2 separate regions of the Mus musculus genome follow, and region 1 is linked to region 2. Evidence: chromatin loops called from intact Hi-C (ENCODE). Cell type or tissue: heart. All regions are shown on one strand.

Evidence for each region. Hi-C counts contacts between places; a loop is a spot of excess contacts. Peaks named below come from ENCODE experiments on the same cell type or tissue, not always from the same donor. Only the 100,000 strongest peaks of a DNase experiment are listed, where the experiment ranks them.
Region 1: it touches region 2 in a loop (3-fold over the local background); 19 of 42 quality-filtered maps call a loop at or near these places.

The regions. Positions count from the first base shown.
Region 1 is chr2:33,743,660-33,748,659 of GRCm38, forward strand. All of the region lies in intron 9 of Mvb12b (multivesicular body subunit 12B), which reads right to left. It overlaps Gm52507 (a long non-coding RNA gene), which reads left to right. Exons shown (of 4, transcript XR_003953788.1): 1 at 1-2,825; 2 at 4,457-4,657. Among named protein-coding and RNA genes, the nearest start is that of Gm52507, 13 kb to the left of the region's middle. In heart, a CTCF peak has its summit at 2,946 (motif pointing right); a DNase peak (open chromatin) is centred at 3,102.
Region 2 is chr2:33,971,580-33,976,579 of GRCm38, forward strand. All of the region lies in intron 3 of Gm13404 (a long non-coding RNA gene), which reads left to right. Among named protein-coding and RNA genes, the nearest start is that of Gm39793, 12 kb to the left of the region's middle. In heart, no CTCF peak of the experiment used is centred here; DNase peaks (open chromatin) are centred at 2,012 and 4,362; H3K27me3 peaks cover 992 bases.

The sequences.
Region 1 (5,000 bases), 230 kb before region 2:
TGTGCTCCTTTGGTTGGGGCTTAAGTGGGCTCATCTCCACTCGGAAAGCAAACTAGTATTTCCCCTTCTAAAGAAAGCCATACCCAGGGGAGCAAAGCCACACACACAGCAAATCAAGTCACACACACTGAGAGAGGGTCACTGGGGATGAGCCCAAATTCACTCAGCAGGTGACTGGCTAAGTACATACATCAAGGGCATGGCATGTGGAGTGAGGGTACACCCCACAAAGCCACAGACTAACCCCCCCCCCCAGTGCCAAGCATGCGGACTCACTGAGCTGTTGGTCAGAGGGGACTGCTACACAGCTTACTGCTGTTGCTGGAAGACTTGGAGGAGTCCAGCGAGAGCTGAGTGGAAGCCTCTCTCTGAGGATCAGCCCTCAGACAGAAGTGCTAACATGGGCTGCCAGTGTGCGCTGCCAGGGAGAAGCAGTCAAAGTCCCACTCAGCCGTGAGGCCTGGGAAGCACCACTGGGGACAGCATGGCAAGATGCACCCGTGGGCAGCAGTGGCACCTGCACCTTAGAGGTGACCAAACCTCCTCGTCACTTAAGGCCTGCTCAGTATGAGGAAACTCATGCCTGTGGTTGGTGAGGCCATGGGCCCTAGAAAGGAACGAACTGTTGCCAGTGACAATAATTTCCAACAGCGTTCTAAATCCTTCCCCTCAGGCCCACAGAGAAGCGTGGCTCTCACTCTTCATCCACAAAGCTTCTTTTCACAGAAGACAAGACCGTTACGGAAGCCACAACTGGCCAAAATGCAGAGGCCGTCTGACTGTGGGGTGCCCAGGCCCAGCTGATAAACATATAGAAACTGTACCCTAAAGATTCGAGGAACACTGCAGACGGCATGGGGAGGTTTGGAGGGGGGAGCCTGTCAAAGGCAGAGAGCCTGGATGCCAGCTACAAGATAGTTGTACCTGTTAAATCTCAACAATGTGGCTGCTTGGACAAGACCTGCCCAGTGATGCCACTAGCTGACAGGGAAAACCTCACACGGTTCCAACACTAGAGGAAGAGCTATCAGTGACTAGTGATTGCTGAGAGATGGAGTGCCAGACTTCTATAAGTCGAGCCCCTGGTGGGTTATAATCCTATGTGGTCAGCCAATCCGTGTGGTCATCCCTAAACACAAGCCAAACCAGCAATTCTCGATGGACTCAGGTGTGTGTGTGTGTGTGTAATTGAAGAGGTCATGAAGTTGAAAGGGAGTGGAAGTGTAGTGATAGAAATACAGTATATAAAACTCTTGAAAAAGTGTTTTGTTTTTTTAAAGGCAGGGAATTCGGCCAGCAGAAGGAATGGGCTGCAGACTGCATTTTGGCCAGTTGTGGCTTCTGATACAGTCTCCATCTGCTAGCAGCAAAAAAAAAAAAAAAAGCCTCTTTGATGAAGGGAGGGCATTAGGAGGAAGGACTTAGAGTGTGCAGGAGTGGGGAGCAGGTTTCAGAGCTATGACTGCGGTAGGCAGCTTGCTGGTGTAACACTGATTAGATGTGTGTGTCTGAGGTGGGTAGCTTGCTGGTATAACACTGGTTAGATGTGCATGTCTGAGGTGGGAAGCTTGCTGGTGTAACTAACACTGGTTAGATGTGCGTGTCTGAGGTGGGCAGCTTGCTGGTGTAACACTGGTTAGATGTGCGTGTCTGAGGTGGGCAGCTTGCTGGTGTAAACTGGTTAGATGTGCATGTCTGAGGTAGGCAGCTTGCTGGTGTAACACTGGTTAGATGTGTGTGTCTGAAGTAGGCAGCTTGCTGGTGTAACACTGGTTAGATGTGCGTGTCTGAGGTGGGCAGCAGGGGAGATTCACTCTGTACTTCACATGTTTCTGAGTTTGTATTTTCATGCGTGTGCATGGGTCTGTCGGGAAAACACCAAGTATTGAAAAGTTGATGCCTGGACAGGAGGAGATAGCTCTGTTGGAAAAGTGTCCGCCATGCAAGCATGAGTAGCCGGGTTCAGATCACAAGCGCCCATGGAAAGGCCAGTGTGAGCCCAGTGGTGGGTAAGCCCAGTGGTGGGCGAGAGATCCTGGAGCACACTGGCAAAGCCTAGCCTAGCTCAGTCAGTGAGTTCCAGGCTCAGTGCAAGATGCTGCCTCACAAAGTGAGGCACAGAGAAAATCAAGGAAGACCCCCAATCCCCACAATGATCTCCAACTGGGAGGAGTCCTGAGTCTGCTTCAAATGGTGCCATACCAGAGAGGTCCTCTTCAGTGGGAGAGGAGGATTAACGCTGGTCTGCGGCATGACTCGTGGGTGCATGCCTGTGGTTAGCAGAATGTGGCAGTGAACCAACCGCCCTCACACTTTGGAAGGCATCTTTTAGGCCTTTAGAAATGCCATCCAAGGGCTGGAGAGATGGCTCAGTGGTTAACAGCACCGACTGCTCTTCCAAAGGTCCTGAGTTCAAATCCCAGCAACCACATGGTGGTTCACAACCATCTGTAATGAGATCTGACACCCTCTTCTGGTGTGTCTGAAGACAACTACAGGGTACTTAGATATAATAATAAATAAATCTTAAAAAAAAATCCCATCCAAGCCACCTACTAAGTTCTTTAACAAATTTAAAAGTTTCTTTGTAGCTGCAGCCACTGCACGTGTGCTGACGGTACAGCGAGGCACAGGATAAACTGGCGGTCTGCTGACTGCCACACCCCTGCCTCACCATGCACTGTCTTTTGGAGTTTCTTTGTTTTGCATAGGAATGGTCTCAAGCCAGTGTGATCTCTGTAAAAATTTAGATGGCAGCTGGGACCTTGGAAGAATATACAGGAGCTTATAGCAGTCTACTGGATCAATCACACTTGGTTCACGAGGTAGGAATATTTGCTTTTCCAAATATTTTGCCTTCCTGGCCGATAATAAAGCTGTTCAAAGAACACAGGGTGAAGAACACCTAGCAGAGGCAGCCATGTAATCCAGTGCAGTTCAAGACATGACCAGTAGATGGTGCAAAGGGACCACATATTTCTGTGGCTGCAACTCAACCATCATCAAATCAGTTCACATTCCTAAGCACTAGGAATGCTTTCCAAAAGCAGAAAGGAAGGAACCACTGGGCTGGATCCGAGCACTCTGCTGTGATAAAGTTGGGACGCTGCCATTTCATTATGAATGCAACCCTACCTGGCCTTCCTCCAGCAGACCAGGCTCCCCAGCCCACCCTAACCTCGTGCATTTGAAGAGGCCCTAACAAAGTGGACATCTAAAAGTTGAATTTGAAAATTCTTTTAACCTCACGCTGCCAAATGTGGTTCCATTAATTTCACCTCTGAGTAGTGACGTAAATGCTATCGGGATCAGCCCCAAGCTAAATAAGCAATAAGCCCCATTTTTCAACACACAAACACATAAAGATGTCAGCTCGAACTGTTTACTAATTAACACTTAAAAAGACACAAATTAGATATGCGTGGCTAAGAGCAATTATAATCAAGACGAATTCCTCTAGTCATTTGGGAACTGGAAAAAAAAAAGCCTAATTGCTGGAACCAATGTTTTAAAAACTGAAATCACGCCAGTTAGCAAATATGTTCATTTAAAGAGTATCTCACGTGACTACACTCCTGAGGCCTGACTACAAACTCGAGAACAAGGATAATATTTAGGGATAAAATTAAAATTTTAAGCTCTCTTAGATTTATAACTTCTTCATTAAATATGTCTGCAAACAGCAGCCCATAAAAACCTGTAGCAATTAAGTGGTTAAATGAGCTGCCTCCCTTGTCAATTTTAAGGGGTGATTAATATTAGATGGTCCCTCTGCTAATGAGACTCTCCTTCTTCAGCTTCTAAGTCCTCTGAAAATGGAGGCTGTCTGTTCCATCAGGAAGCAAGGTAGGCTAATGAGAGAGCAGCTAGCCACAGCCCCACGTACCCCGTGAAGTGTCTGGGTGAGCCTGTTCACGCCGAGTCTGCAGAGACTGGCTTCCCTCACCTGGCTCTCTCAGCCAGGGGCTGTTGCTCCTGATTTAAAGGGTCTGTGTCGGATGAGCCTTCAACGCCTGCATCTTGGCCCATGAGCACTGGGATGGAGGCCCATGGCGGCATAGGTAGGTGGAAGGAAACAGAGGACCAAGACAGCCAGGGCACGCCCACCCTGGCTGCGACAGGGAATCCATCAGATGGAGAAATGGGACAACTGCTTACAAGGGAAATAAAGAGCCGCGGAGACGGGGAATATTTATATGCCCATCTACTCAGTCAGAGGGAAGATGCTTCATCATGGACCGCTGTGGAATTGCATTTTTTCCTCGCTCCTCAATGGAGCAGCTTGTGCTGGGCTTGGGGGTGGGGTGGGCAGTGTGGCCTTGTGGGGACAGTAGCAAGAAAACAAGAAGGAAGACATACTGTGTCAGGCCAGAAAACTTTGCTGTGACTCCTTGGTCACTTCCCATGGGTAGGAGGGACAGCAAAAATCACTCTATTGCCTTGACCCAATTGACAGGTATTCTGCTGAGGCCTCTGAAGACAGCAGACAGGAGTGTATGACCAGGCTGAGAGCTGAGACAGCGCCAGCATCCGGGCTGAGTTACTTCACTAATCATGGCTTCACTCGTTTCCCACCACCCACGTCTCAGTGTGCACCTGAATGCTGTGGTTTTTGCGTTTTCCATGACCCTGCTCCTTGCCATCAGGCTGCCTGAGGGTAAGTGCTTGAAGCGCCATCTTTCTTGGGTGTCTTCCTGTGATATAAGTGCTGGGTGTGCCACACTGCCAAGAAGCTCTGGGGATGTGAGAGCAGAGGCACTTGAAGGTCTCTGCCAGCTGGAGGGTGCCCAATAGTGACACTATGCTATGGGGCACTGTCCCGTGGGGCCTGCACTCCAGCTGGGGTTGGGGGGGGGCAAAGGGACTCCCCAGCTCTGAGGTCTGGGCATGGATGCAGAAATGAGATGATCACTGGATTCCTGCTGGCTTCTAACAAGCTTTAGGCTCAGAGAGACCCTGGCTCAGAAGAATGAACTGGGAAGCTGAGAGAGGAGGACCCT
Region 2 (5,000 bases):
GTGGCTTATGTCTTCCTGGAAATTTTCATAGGCTTGAATGTAGTATGTACATGAGGCTTTTCCCCTTGATTCTAGAGTAATGGATTGCAAGGTGAACCCCAGGGTTAACTGCCAAGTTCCAAGGTGTATTAAACATCTATGTCCATGTACAGTGTGCATCCTAAAACACACACACCTATTAGGATCAAGGAAATATGGTATGGTTGAGAATATGGCCTCAGGCTGCTAACCCTGAGCCCCAAGTTCAACCCCAGAACTCATGGGAAAATCTGGATAATCTGGTAGGCATCTGCAATCCCAGAATGTCTATGGTGGGATAGAAAGTGCAGGCAAAAGAATCAGCCAGAAATTCTAAGGCCAGCCAGCTTCTGCAAGATGCCTTCAGAGGCTGCTGTGTAGTGTGCACGCTGGGTGCACAAAAGAGTGCATGGATTGGGAGGTATGTGAGGGCGTGTGTAACTATAGATAGATTCTGGAGGGGTCTGTGTGCATAGGTACGCATGCATGCTCAGTTTTCTGTATATAGCATCTGTGCCCCCACGGGTGTTTTTAATGGTGGTCTGTCTTTGTGTCTCTGAGTCTGTATAACTATATGAGCCTGGATCACTCAGTACAGCAGAAGTGGGAGAACCTGTTTCAACTTTGTAAGGGAACCAACTTCTAAACATCTGACTTACACACATGTGTGCACACCCACATTCACATGGACACCATGCACAGAGCAAGAAGGAAAGGAAAAAGGTGTAGGGGGAAGTATATATTACAGAATGAGAATCTATGAGTTCTATAGTTAGAAGGGGAGTTGTTTTATCTTAGGATCTGAGACCTTGCTGTGTTGTGCCAGATAACCTTGAACCCCTGTGCTCAAAAGATCTCCTGCTGCAGTTTCCCAGTAGCTGAGCTTATAAGTGCCAGGCTCATGAACACTGCCTTGGGGTCTTTGTTTAACAAAGCTTATCCATAATTCCACATCAATAAATGAACAGTACTACTGTTGGTTTTAGTGGCTGCATAGTACTCCATAAAACTGATCTCTCATGGTGAAGTTGTCCCCAGCTATTGTGCACGGGTCACCAGCCTGGAGCACAGGGACCCTGGGAATCATTGGTGAGCAATCATTTCTCAGTAACTGCCGTTACTGTGAGCCTGAAGTCATGTGACTCTGCCACTGTGCACTTGGCCTGGGCTTTTCAAAGCTCCCAATTTGGTGTTTCAGGCCCAGCCTGCATGGTCCAGGTCCCCCATCCTTTCATCTTCGCATACCCTCTGCTGGTTGGTTCTTGGCTCTAGGCACACTTTGATCTTCACATGCAAACCTTTTCTCACCTCAGCGCCTTTGCATGTGCTACTCAGACACCCTCTCCAGGAAGCCTTCTATGGTGAATCCCTCCTCGAGCGAGGCTCCACTGGCCTTTCTTAGGACACATGACATACTTATCATTAGGGTAAATCAGGAAATTGCCAGCACTCAAGTTCTGAAGTTATGCTGTAGGCAATTTCTGAGGGTTGACTACTACAGACCCGAGGTTCCATCCCTTCCATTGAGCGGTGGCATTTTAGGACAGGGACCTATCTGCAGTGCTCATTGTGGCATTATCCCAGCACTGTACCTGAGCACAGACTGCCTCACCTGTCAATATAATGAGTAAATGAATAGTGAGGTTCAGAGTGAATTTGAGGCTTTAAATGCCTTAGCATAGTCTAGGCTAGCATGGGGGTGGGGTGGGGGTCACCCACCTTCCACTTGGCACTAATCACTGGGAGCAGAAACACGGACCAAGGCGGGTTGAGGCTGGGTGTACACCCTAGTCACTGTGGCTCCAAGGCTATACCCAGTCTCACTTTGAAATGGCCCAGCAACAGCTGGGTTCCTCTAGATAGAGAGCAGAGGCCAAGTACATGGGGAGAGGCCTGGGTGCTGCCTCTTACCAGTCTCTTCCCCCTCCTCCTCCACCACCACCACCAACCTGGTGGTTCAGGCTTGTAGCTGGTGCACTGTGCACTTATGGCCACAAGGTGGCAGTGTTGGCACCACCTGGGCTCTGGGAGGCACAGGGCAGCCAGCTCCTGCAAGATGCCTTCTGAGGCTGCTGTGCAGTGTGCATGCTGGGTGCACAAAAGAGTGCATGAGTTGGGAGGTATGTGAGGGAGCGTGTAACTATAGATAGTAGATTCTGCAGGGGTCTGTGTGCATAGGTATGCATGCATGCTTAGTTTTCTGTATGTAGCGTCTGTGCCCCCATGGGTGTTTTTAATGGTGGTCTGTCTTTGTGTCTCTGAATCTGTATAACTATATGATCTAAGAACGTTCAGGGGAGACAGTGTTTGTATGTAAAAGCATTGTGGTTCTGATGTGCACCTGTAGGGTAAGTGGTTCTGTGAGAGAGGAGAGGACAGCTTGAGGCTGTGTTAACATCAAGGCCAGGGACTCTTGGGGCTCTCTTTCCCCCTGCCTAGGACCTTCTCCTCCATACATAGCTGTTCTAATTCTGACCCTCAGAGCCTGGAGCTGGGGCCTCACTGGTTGCACCCCACTTCAGATGCTGCGTTTCAACCTCCCCTACGTCTTTCTCTGAGCCTCCTTCCTCCAGCCATGGAGACTGTGGCAACAGAGCTTCACCTAAGGCACTCTGAGTACACATAGTAGGCTGACAGCCTTCAGATGGCATGCAGCGGGCACTCTGAGTACACATAGTAGGCTGACAGCCTTTAGATGGCATGCAGCAGGGACCACCCCAGCTCCTCACTGAGAAAAGTCACTCTTATCACTAGGGTCCTGGGTCCTCTAGTCCCTCAGAGCTGATGTCAGTGTGTTCTATCTTCACTTAGTGGTGCCCAAGACAGAGTTCTGCCTGTCCCCCCAGGGGACTAGGTCTTAGATTCGGTGTCCCAGGCTTTGGGAAGACCTGGGGATGCCACTAGCTCCTTCTCTTGGTCCCATCTCTTATCCTGTGCAGGCAGATCACAGTTCCCTTCCAGCTTTCTCCCTCCCCCTGCCAGGCGAGGGCCCAGAGTGGCATGTCTGGCTATGTCTAGCCACCCTTCCCCCCATGGTTATTAATGATTGGGTATTAGGCAAGCGGCACTATCGATTCTGGCGCGGGCAGCTCCAGGTCGGGGTAATTTATGGAAACACCGGTGTCCCTGGTGATAAATAATGAGGTGATCGTGAGGATGGGTCACTAGTGAGTGACTTCCACCTTATACCCTGTCCACTAACACACCAGCTCATAAATGGAGGAAAGGGGGAGAGGCCCAGTAAGCTGGAAAGACAAAGGATGCTTTGGTGATGTGCGCCTCCAGAGGACAAGGGGAAGCAGAGACATGGCTCTGTGGGGTCCAGGCGGGCGGCGGGAGCTGGTGGGAAAGGGAAGAGAAATACAAAGAAGGCAGAGTGGAAAGACTGGGGAAGAGAAACAGTGGGGGCAGGAGACACGGAGGAAAACATGGGGTGGGAGAGGAATGAGAGACAAACAGGGCAAAGGAGAGGGGGACGGAAGAGGCCCGAGGCTGCACAGGGTGAGGACAGCAAGGGCAGAAACAAAGAGGGAAGACGAGCAATTAAGGCCAGCCACTCCTCGAGAGGACTGTACACAGGGTCGGTGCTGTGGTCTAACTGTGAATGCCCCGAGACACCCGGACTGTGTACCCTCCAGGCAGGCTTTGGATCCCACCTCTCTCCTGGGCCCAGCTGTGTAACCTTAAACAGGTCACTTCCTCTTGATGAGGACAACTGATCCACCCAGGTGAGAGACAGAACCACGCAGCTAGCTCAGTGCACTTGGGACCCAGTGCCAGGCCTTGGGGTGCATGGGTCAGTGATAGCGGGGTTCTTTCTGATGGAGTCATGTGAGCACGTCATGTGACAATAACTCTAATGAGTGGACAGAATGTCCAGTTAGCCACACATAAAGCAGGGAGAAGCCATGAGAGTAGCAGACTGAACCGCCTCAGAGGGGCACCTCCCAGAGGTGAGGTTTGATTTGGGCCTGGACTTACACAGGGGAGAGAATCACTCCTAGGGATAGAAACATTACGTGATGATGCTTTCAAGGTTGGAAGGAAGGCCACCGGGGCCTAGATTGGAGTCTCTAGTGCACCAGCCTCCCCAATCCCACACCTCCACACACCAAATCCACCAGCTTTAACTTGGTTATCTCCAGGGCTGAAGAACTCATTACTACTCTTGAGAAAATCTAATTCTGAAAATGACCTTTTTTATTTTTTTCTTTCTTTTACAATTTCCCTTCGTCCCCAGTTTAGCCTCTCCCTCCTCTCGCTGCCCACTCCCGCCCCCACGCTCTGATTGACAGGTAGCTGCCCCACTTGGCTGCTGTTGACAATGCTTCCGGTCTGGGTCTGGCGCATCGCCCTGTCTTGGGCAGAGCCAGGGATGGGGATACTGTTCCTTCTTTCTGGATCAATAGCGCTCACTTTGGTCCGCCCCTGCTTGGGACTTCTTGGACAAGGGTCACTTGCTGCCTCTCTTCCTGTCTGCCGTCTTTTCTGGCTGGAAAAGAATATCAAGCACAGTCTGCAGGCTGACCTGAGAAGTACACCCGATCTGCGTCCCCCTGGGTGGTATCTTGACCCTGCTGCCTGCTGATCAGGTGACTGTGCACGGGGCCCCAGTGTCTTCTATGTGCAGGGTGCCTAGCACCAGAGAAAACTGCAGTATTTGTCTGCTCTCAGGACCCCTCCCACACTTCCTTTCCTATATTCTTGAGTAGCCGAGGTTTCTCCTTCATGTCCGGGACTCATGTTCCAGAGCCTACCGTGATCGTCACATGGCTCTGCGCCCTGGTTCTGGGCCACCCTAGGTCAACACCCTCATGTTCTTTCCTAGCCTGAACCTGTGGGACCTTCCCACAATAAGGAGACGTCAAGTGGCCTAGGCCACCATGTCGGTAGTTTCCCTTGCTTGTGTCCCTTTGTGGAAGTCTGTTCCTAGAGACTTCTCATCACTTTTTGGCTTCACGCCTCAGCCTTCCTTCATGCTG